4 separate regions of the Mus musculus genome follow, and all the other regions are linked to region 2. Evidence: chromatin loops called from intact Hi-C (ENCODE). Cell type or tissue: left cerebral cortex. All regions are shown on one strand.

Evidence for each region. A loop is a pair of places that touch in the nucleus more often than their neighbours do. Peaks named below come from ENCODE experiments on the same cell type or tissue, not always from the same donor. Only the 100,000 strongest peaks of a DNase experiment are listed, where the experiment ranks them.
Region 1: it touches region 2 in a loop (4-fold over the local background); 15 of 42 quality-filtered maps call a loop at or near these places.
Region 3: a loop joins it to region 2, with 3 times the contacts of the local background. A loop is called at or near these places in 14 of 42 quality-filtered maps.
Region 4: it touches region 2 in a loop (3-fold over the local background); 4 of 42 quality-filtered maps call a loop at or near these places.

Annotation. Positions count from the first base shown.
Region 1 is chr5:65,253,868-65,256,367 of GRCm38, reverse strand. It overlaps Wdr19 (WD repeat domain 19), which reads right to left. Exons shown (of 37, transcript NM_153391.2): 32 at 1,236-1,317; 33 at 1-87. Among named protein-coding and RNA genes, the nearest start is that of Wdr19, 55 kb to the right of the region's middle. In left cerebral cortex, no CTCF peak of the experiment used is centred here; no DNase peak of the experiment used is centred here.
Region 2 is chr5:64,882,507-64,885,006 of GRCm38, reverse strand. The region is part of intron 3 of Gm31889 (a long non-coding RNA gene); the gene reads right to left. Among named protein-coding and RNA genes, the nearest start is that of Gm31889, 4.2 kb to the right of the region's middle. In left cerebral cortex, CTCF peaks have their summits at 537 and 1,374 (motif pointing left); DNase peaks (open chromatin) are centred at 587 and 1,356; H3K27ac peaks cover 363 bases.
Region 3 is chr5:65,212,107-65,214,606 of GRCm38, reverse strand. It overlaps Wdr19 (WD repeat domain 19), which reads right to left. Exons shown (of 37, transcript NM_153391.2): 5 at 1,677-1,792. Among named protein-coding and RNA genes, the nearest start is that of Wdr19, 14 kb to the right of the region's middle. In left cerebral cortex, a CTCF peak has its summit at 1,034 (motif pointing right); a DNase peak (open chromatin) is centred at 1,077.
Region 4 is chr5:64,991,316-64,993,815 of GRCm38, reverse strand. All of the region lies in intron 2 of Fam114a1 (family with sequence similarity 114, member A1), which reads right to left. Gm32374 (a long non-coding RNA gene) reads left to right here. Exons shown (of 3, transcript XR_003955930.1): 3 at 282-1,425. Among named protein-coding and RNA genes, the nearest start is that of Mir574, 22 kb to the right of the region's middle. In left cerebral cortex, a CTCF peak has its summit at 1,082; a DNase peak (open chromatin) is centred at 1,031.

The DNA of each region.
Region 1 (2,500 bases), 370 kb before region 2:
TCAGCATAGCTGCAAAGCTGAAGGCAGAGTTTTTCAGGCCTGCCCTATGACACTCAATCACAGTAGACGTCAGGATAGGCACGATGTCTGCAAGACAGCAAGAGCGGACAGCAGCTGAGTGCATGGTAGTCTGGGCTACATGAGCTATCTCAAAAGCAAAGACGTCAGGGAGGTGAACTCTGACCCTCTAGACTTTTGTATGACCTATGAACTAAGAATGGTTTTTACAGTTTTAAATGGTCGAAGGAAATACCAAGATACTTTGTGATATGTTAAGTGCTGTTCAGATATCTGCGTCCAGAAATTAAAGTTCTGTTAGAACCCAGCCCCACGTGTTCACTTACATCTTATTCACACCAAATGGCAGTTAAATAGTTGTGACAGATCAAATGGCTTAGATGTTTAACATCTAATTCTTTACAGCAAGTTTGTTGACACCTGTCACACTGTGCGATGAAGTCTGTTCATTTAAGAATGTTTAGTGACAGTCCATCCAGGAGAAAGGGACCTTTCCCTGAAGCCATGTCCTGCTAGGCTTGGAAACATAAGATACTAATGTGGTCTTGGGCACTTACTCCCTTTGCTCTGGCTTACTTACTATCAAATGAAAACAGGAGCTACATGTACGCACAAGTCCAGAGCCAGCTACCAATAGAGGGACTGTAGACACTGGGCTGTGAGCCTGCCTCTGGGGCCTCAGCTTTGGGGCAGGTCCCCGTTTCCAGGGCTGGTGGGGGTCTTGAGGCACCTATGTATACACGTGCTGGCTCCTCTCTTTCTGGCAGTGAGAACATGTCAGGCAGGAGGTTCCGTGGTGACCAGCTGCCAGTGAAAGCCCTCGGCTGTGAATGTAATGCACTCCTGGTGTACACTTCAGACTTAGTGTCCCAACTTGCTCTGGGGGAGGTATGACTCAGGTTCTGTGTGATTGTCCCCAGAGGGGACTCTGAAAGGCTTGTGCCTGCACTTGGTTTTCTTTAGGCTTTGCCCCAGGCACCTTGTTCTGCTGGCTTAGACCTTAGCTACCGCACTAACGTGCTCAGCCATATTGTGGTTCTGGGACAAGTGTCAAATTTTGGGGTGGTCTTAGGAACTTCAGCCTACTACCTGGAATCATGTGGATACATGATGTCACCACACAGGGAACTGTGAACATGCCTGGTTGGGGAAGTGCACACCTCAGCACCTGTCTGAGGCCTGAGGTGTGCACAGAGCTCTGTGGAGACAGTACTTACGTGATGGGAACTTGCTGATATTGTTGGCCACCCGAATGAGCATGCGCGCTCCCTTCATATGGTCTCCACTCTTAACATGAATCTGAAATAAATTATGTCTTTCATTTTTGCAGCCTTATATTAGCTCCAATGCATGTTTGCTTCCTCAAACAACTTCTTGCTTGTGGCCCAAAACATGGCTAAGCCGAGATTCTCAAGCCTGGCCTGGCTCCTGGTACTGGGATGCTGCCTCCTAATTTTCCCTTCAATAGCTTGTCCCCGGCACCATGGCCCTGTCCTGTGACCTTCAACAGCTTGAACCTGGCACCACAGCTATGTATTGTATTCTGTCTTGGGCCACCCAAGGTAAATTCAGATCCTTGGTCCATCTTTTATGTAGAAACAGGTAAACTGGCCTTTATGGGGCTAACAAATTGTCTAAGTTGTAGTGAGCCCGAGTGCTGAGTGAGTCAAGGTCTAAGAGGGAGGAGAGGAGGGCTTGTGAAAGGAAGTGAGTTGAGCCTATGGCGGGAGGGCCTAAAGCAAGGCAGTTATGAATGGGGCTTGGGAAACAAGAAGGTGGGATAGGATGCAGTGTGTGTGTGTGTGTGGGGGGGGAGGTAGATGCCCAGACCAAAGCCACAAAGATACTGTGACAGGGTTACATTAATCTCTTCAGCCCTGACAGGGTTAAACAGTTTTGTTTGTTGTCATCATCTTTTTTTGTTTTGTTCTGTCTTTTTTCAAGGCAAGGTTTCTCTCTCTGTGTAGCCCTGGCTGTCCTAAAATTTCCTCTGTACACCAGGCTGGCCTCAAACTCAGAGATCTGCCTGCTTCTGCCTCCTGAGCCCTGGGATTAAAGGTGTGCACCACCACCATCCTGCCTTGTTTTGGTTTTTTGAGTCACAGTCTCTCTAGGTAGCCTTAGCTGTCCTGGAACTCACTATGTAGATCAGTCTCTCCTGGGATTCAGAGTTCCACCCCCGTCTGCCTCCCAAGTGCTAGGATTAAAAGTGTGAGCCACATGCCCAGTCCAAGGGTTAAGTGGTTTGGATACCACGGTCACAGATTTTAGAAAGTTCTGGCAGTGCTCCCTTCTGTGTGAGAGACTGGCCTAAAGGTGAAGCCACAGGGTGCTCAGGCATGGAGGGGAGTGACAGGCTGGCTCATCATGGAAGAGTCTGGCCCAGCTGTGCATGGCTCGATCCTTCCAGAATCAGCTTTCCCCACCACCTCGTTCTGAACTTCTTTCTACTTCTGCCTTCATTTTGCTGGATTTGCAGTCC
Region 2 (2,500 bases):
AGAGCCAGCTATTCATATAACTTTGTTTTAAACTATGTTAAGGAAACAAAATGGGAAGAAATGATATGGGAGCTGGGCATGGAACCCAGGGGCTAGACTGTCTAGGATTTGAGAAGGGCTGTGTTTTATCGCCAGCAGCACACGACCAAGCACGGTGGCACACGACTATAATTCCAGGACTTAGGAGAGGAGAGTCAGGAGTATCAGAAGTTCAGGGGCATCCTCAGCTACACAGGAAGTTGAGGGAGGGGGAGGGGAAGGGGAGGGGGAGGGGGGAGAGAAGGAAGGGGGAGGGGGGGAGTGAGAGGGGGAGGGGGAGAGGCAGGAAGGGGGAGGGGAGGGGGAGAGGGGGAGGAGAAGGGGAAGGGGAGGGAGAGGGAGGGGGTGGGAGAGAAAAACCAAATCTAGAAAATAGAAAGTCAGAGTCTGCCAGAGAAGAATAGCAGGAACCATTGATAACAACCTCCTCTCCCTCCTACACACTCCTGTGTCTGCCAAGAAGCAAGGGCCTGCCTGGAGTCAAAGGGCCCTAGTGGACAAGAAGTGGTTTCACTTCACGTGCTATTCCCTGAGAGCCCTTCTCACTTGGGAAAGCAGAAGTTCATGTATTAAAATAGAACGATTGTGCATGTAAGAATAATGCCATCAGCAAAGCGGCTCTTCCTGCTCTAACATTCAGTCATACGGTCTGTGGCTAGCTCTTTCCAGTATGGACTCTGCTGGCATCTCTAGCTTAGCTTTTGACAGGAGAATTTAGGAGTGCTAGCTGAAAAACCTGGCATTGTTTACTGTAAACCCTGTACTGAATTCTCAAATAAATCCTTTGTGCCAGAAAGGTCTAAGAAGGACCCTGCGCTCTGCACAGCTCACCCTGACCAGAGCACCTGCTCAGCTGGTCAGTGCTGGGGTGGCAGTGGGGCGCAGTGTGTGCTGCAACAGGTCTTGGGGATTGGACCGCCCAGGTTTCCTTATCTCTCCCTCTTCCTCCTCCTCCCCCCCCCCCCCCATTGCCTCTTAAAGACAGAGAGCATAGTCCTTTCCCCATCAATTTAGTTTTCCCTCCTTTCCGATCAGGTGTAACAGTAGAGAAATTAAAACTAAACTGGCCTAGAACCAGGGATGGAGTTAATAAAAGATGCTAATCTGAGAGCCTGTTAGAAACACAGCATTTCAGGCTCAACCCAGACCTACAGAACCAGAGCTTTCCTTTCAGCAAGATTGCTCTACTTGCCAGTACACAACAGTTCCAGGAACCCTGGGGGAAAGAAAGCTTTAAAAGAACCTAGGGTTTTTTTTCGGGGGGGGGGGGGGGGGGTTTCCTCTGTGAAATTTTGGATTACAGTGCCATCTTGTGGTCACATCAGTAGTTACACTTGTTCGTTGAAGAGGATGAGCTACCAGAACAACTCAGTAAAGGTCAAAAGGAAAAAAATGAGCAGTAGTCAGAGGTCTGCCATTGCGGTCTCTTTCCACACAGTGTCCATTGAAAATACACAGTTCTTCTCCCAACGGTGCCCTCTCCCCTAATTCAGAAGAGCTGCCGGTGGATCTAGGGGTTTTCTTCATCAGAAGTGGTAGCACACATTCAGGAATTTCGTCCCACTTACACCTTCATGTTTCTAAAACTAAATTATCCTAGAGGGTTAAAAGATCACTGGGTCTACTGAATGAGTTCCAGGACAGCCAGGGCTACTAAGAGAAACCCTGTTTTGAAAAAACCAGAAAACAAAACAAAACAAACAGAGATTATCTAGACAGTGATCCCTCTTTAAGGGTGAGGACTGCTTTCATTTTTTAAATATTTATTTATTTATTTTGTGTGTGTGTGAATGCTGTAGAAACGCCAGAAAGGGGCATTAGTTTTCATTATTGGTGGTTGTGAGCCACCATGTGGTTACTGGGATTTGAACTCAGGACCTGTGGAAGAGCAGTCAATGCTATTAACCGCTGAGCCATCTCTCCAGCCAAGGACTGCTTCATTATTAGAGCTGGCTTTTACTGGGCACCAGCTATGTATCGTGTGCTGTCTAAACTGCTGGTGGATTTACCTATTTGGCCTTCACAGTTCAGCGAGTCAGCCCAGCACGGTGGTACTCACCTGTAGTCCCATCACTTGGGAAGCTGGGGCAGAAGGATGGTCACGATCTACATAGAAAGACCCTTTCTTCAAAACCAAAACAGCAAGAAACAGGCTGGAGGATCTCTGTGAGTTTGAGGCCAGCCAGGGCTACACAGTGAGACTCTGTCCCAACAAATAGACAAGTAGGATGAAGCAGGTGGTCTTTTAACTCTAATCTGCAGGAGCTCACCTGACAATAGCCTTTATCTATATCAGGCTGAGCATCTATCATTTGAAAACCTGAAGTCTGAAATGCTCCAGAATTATTTTTTTTTCCTAAAATGAACTCTTACTCTGTAGCCCAGGCTATCCTGTCTTGCCTCAACCTCCTGTATAGCAGGGTTACAGATGTGAGACACCACATCTGACAAAATCTGACAC
Region 3 (2,500 bases), 330 kb before region 2:
TAACATGTGTACATATCAGAACACTGCATAGCAAGAAATGCCAGTATCTTGTTGAGCTCAAAGGCACAGATCAGTACAGCATGAAATGCATATTTGGTTACTATCCAGTGCTGGTGGATCGAGCACCCCAAGGTGGGATGACCTGATCTTAAGAAAGGTTAAGAAGAGGAGCTGGAGAGAGAGCCCAGGGGTTACGAGCATTTGCTCTTTCCCCAGAGGACCCAACCTCAGTTCCCAGCACCCAGAGCAGGTGGTTTAAAACCATCTGTAATCTCAGCTCCAGTGGATTCAACGCCTCTGGCCATTACAGCATCTGCACTCATGTGTAGCAAAACCTAAACATAGTTTAAAATAATAAAGACAAATCTTTTTTAAACAGTCAAAAGGAAACAGAGCTGAGCCACGAATCCCAAACAAGCATGAGAGAGGCAACAATATACTCATCTAATGGTCCTGACATGGCAATTAATTCTAGTCTTTTCAGGTATGTTTTCATATGATTATTAAGTAAAAATATGGTGCTGGACTATGGTGGCACACACCTTTAATCCCAGCATTAGGGAGGCAGGGACAGGCAAATCTCTCTGAGTTCGAGGCTAGCCTGGTCTACAGAGAGTTTTAGGACAGCCAGGGCAAAGAGAGAAACCTTGTCTTGAAAAAAAAAATGTGGCAGAATCATATTCATATTAAATACAGATTACACACAACATTGTGTTCATATGACAGCCTGATATGAGAATGATCATGCTCTGACATACTATTTCCATACACATCCAGTGTCCAAATCTCTGGGGCTTATAAATGTACTGGAAGACATTTTCAGAGATAAAGTGGGAATCAGAATGCCTACAGGGGTCATACAATTTGTGTGGAAAAGGCTGATTTTTTAACTGGGAGAAAATTTTAGTTTGGTCTAATAGATTAATGATGCTTCTATTTATCTCTCATCACTAAAAATTAAAATTAATACTAAAGAGAGACATGTGAAAATAATTTAAAATGACGCTATGCTCTTAATGGGAAGCACTTCCTCAAGTGTCCTGTAGGTGTCGCTATCTCCAGCGTTTGCTGACTCCCTTAGTGGAGGGGATGCTTTTCTGGCCGCCTGCGTGCAGTTAGCCCTGCTCACTCTACCGCTCATCAGAATGATGCTACAGTGAAGAGGGTCAATCTTCCTGGGTATTCAAGGGGCCAAGGCCAAGTGAACAGAGGGGGAAGGAATCAGAGCACTCCATGCAAGGTCACACGGGCAAACTACTCACATTCCAAAGTCTGCACTCAAGATGGATATTCCCCATGTAAGCAGGCACTGAACACTTTGGTTAACTCACTATGTGGATTAAAATTAGTATATGGTAGAATACAGCCACACTGACTAAAATTAACTAACATGTGGGGTCAACAGGTGTTGATACACATATGAGCTATTCTATGTCTAGAGATACAACCTGGGTGTGAGAGGGGAAATGGGTACCATTAATGTCCTGATGGCCAAAGACACAGGCTGACCTTAACTCAGGAAATCTTAGCAAGCAGGAGAGGGATCCTCTTGGACAGGTATCTAAGATGGACCAGGGAAACATTTTTCTGTGCCATCTCAGGGAAATCCCAGACAATGGAACCAACTCTCAGAACAGCATTGCCAACGTGTAGCAGTGTTTCCAGGTAGAACCTACCAAGAACAGGAATCTTTCGAGATGTCTGATGATTATAAATGAGCAAATTTCCTTTAATGGTCCCAACAGCCAGGAAACTTCCAATTTTTGACCAAAGAAGGAAAGACATTTGATCCCTGTAACATTAAGAGATATGTTACAGAACAGTTCACAACATAAACCCCTTAAGAATCCTCTAAGAAATACTTCATGTATAACTTTAACTTCTGCTTAGAAGCTGAAGTGCGACATTATAGCTCATGAGCTTTTAGCTGTAATATCAGCACTCGGGAGGCAGAGGCAGGCAGGTCTCTGGGAGTCCGAGGCCAGCCATGGCTACACAGTAAGACTCTGTCTCAAGAAAAAAACAAAACAAAACAAAAAATAAACCAAAAACTCGCACAGCTTATGGTTTTTAGATGAAGGCTACATGCTAAAAAGAATTTTGGAGGTGTCAGAGAGATGGCCCAGAAGCTAAGAACACTATCTGGACCCATGTTTGATTACCAGCACTGCCCCCATGGTAACACCAGTTGCTGGAGAGCTAATACCCACTTCTGGCCTCTGAAGGTACAGGAATACATGTGGTTTACAGTCATACATGCTGGCAAGACCATGCATAGAAGGGGAAATTTACATATAATATAAATAAATTAATTAATTAAAAGAAAAACTGGAGGCAGAATATCATCTTGGCAGCAGGTAGACTCAAAATAACAACAACAACAACAATAATAATGAATGTAGACTTTGTTATAGAACTTCAAATTTATAAGGTGACAGTCTTGAGACCTCAGTTTCTTCAAAACGGAGAACTGGTTTTGGAATGTGTTTGCACACTCCTT
Region 4 (2,500 bases), 110 kb before region 2:
CTATTCACAAACAGATCATAGAAAGCAAAGGAAGAATATATAGACCCACAGTAAGTATATAGGCAAAGTAAGAGAGCTTTTTTATAGGAAGGGAGGGAGGGAGGAGAGGAAGAGGCCTATATAACCTGTAGATTCTGTAACTCCAAGGCTGGCCATCAGTCATCCCCAGTGCCCTTTCCCCTACTGTCTCCCTTGCAGATAAGGGTGGTATACTGCTCAGTTATTCACAAAGATGTACATAAATGTATATAAAAGCCTTTGATTTTGTGATGAATTTTCAGTTACAGCCGTCGCCAATTCTTCCTCCTGTTCTGAGTGTGGAAACGATGCTTGGCAGTGAAGCAGGGAAATTTTCTGCCTCAGGGAAAGGTCAAAGCATCCCTGGTCCTGATGCTGATGGAGCACTGAGCCAACACCGGGAGCTACTCGTCCCCATCTTTTGTATTATGGGAGAAAAATATATCGCTGTTCTGCAAACCACTGAATGTGGATTTTAGTTATTTGTATCTCACTGCATTCCTATTTACCCAGTAAATATCAAATATCATCTATTCAGCAGAGAGATGCGACCAGTGGAAAAGGTCACAGAATTGAATTGCGCAGAATTGAGTCGAGGTTCTGCCACTCTGTGTAATGAGTTACTGAAGCTTTTCTAAGCCCCCATTCATTTGTTACAAAATGCAAGACAAGACAGAGGCGAGCTCCCAGGGACTGGGGAAATGCGCTCAATGATATTGTAAACTTTTGTAAATTGTACCTTGAGTATATGCAATGAATGTTTGACATACATAAAAGAACTCTCAGCACCAATAACCCTGCAGGTCTTGAGATGATTAAAAAATTATTTCCTATGAATTTGTCATCTAAACGCTGCATAAATGTTATGAAACACCAGCTTTAAGGCTGTGAAGAAGGGAGCTTTGCAAGCTGGCTGTCAGCTTTTCCTTCTGTCTGGAAACAGAGAGGGACTTGTCAACATGAGCGGAACGCCCATGACTCGTGACTGTCTGCACTCGTTTGTGGTGTCTGCATTGATTCATCCCATTCGGCAATGGAATCCAGTAGCAACTTTGTACCACCAGGAGGACGGGTGTGAGTTGATGACTAATGTAATTCTTTCACTGGGCCGATCACTGCCTGTGATTAGAAAGAACAATGCACTCAGGGGTGATGGCTTCTGACTCAGATCTACAATATTGACTGTGCCCTGACAGCTGGTAATTGGCTAGTGAATAAAACAGAAAGTCAAATGCTGTGTAATAAGCGACTACTTCAGTTGTGCTTTATTAATAAAGTCCTTGACATTGAGCTGGAACTTCTGGCTAGTTACAAGGAATATCTATAATTAATAGAAAGTCCTCAAGTGGCTAGATGTACACATTTAACAAAAAATATAAACTAAATAAATATCAACCATGAATTATATATCCTAAGTATTGTCTCCACTAACTGGTCATTAGGTGACACACTTAGAAGCCTATAAAATAGTCGCATAAGTCCCATGAGATGGCTCAGGGGGTAAAGGTACTTCCATGTAGGTCTAATGACATGAGTTCAACTCTTGGAATCAACATAAAGGCAGAAGGAAATAACCTTCGAGTCCTCTGACCTCTACATTCGCGCAAACACACACACACACACACACACACACACACACACACACACACACACACACAAGACGAAATAAGCAGAGTGCATCAACTTGCTTCTCACATTATTAAATGCTGCTGGAAAGCTTTGTTTCTCACCTTTCACCTAGATAGCTCTCACCTCCTTTAACACAGACCTTCGGGGCCTAACTCAGAAAGCAGAAGGCATCCTATGAGAACTCACTATGTTGTTGTTTTTCTCTCCTTCCCATAAAATCAGAAGAATGACCTTGTATAGTTGGGGCAAATCAGACTTGGATTGATCGAGGACATCTAAATCATAATTAGAGGGGCTAGAGAGATGCCTCAGCAGTTAAGAGCACTGGCTGCTTTTTCAGAGGACCTAGGTTTAATTCCCAGCATTCACATGGCGACTGGCAACCATCTATAACTGCAGTCCCAGGGGATCGAACGGCCTCTTCTGAAATCTGTGTGCACTAGGCATGCATGTGTTGCATAGACATACATATAGACAAAACACCCATCTACATATAATAAATAAAATTTAAACAAAAAATAAAACACAATTGGTCCTTTGAACAACGGCATCCATTGTGTGATCCTAAGAATATTTAACTATGCAGGGGATTCCATCAAGTTCAAAGTTCCTTAAATAGAGAAGACATCTAAATGTCTAGTATCCCACCTAATATCAAATAGAAAATACTTTTTAGGTTGGTCCTGTGACTTAGTGGTACAGCATTCTCCTGGTTTGAGTAAGGCCCAAGTTCCACTCCTAACACTACCATCACCACCACCCAAATGACCACATCATTTACTGAGGCTGGAGTGTGGCTCTGTCACAAAGCATCTGCCTAGTTTGTGTGAGACCCTGAGTCAGAGCTCTGGGA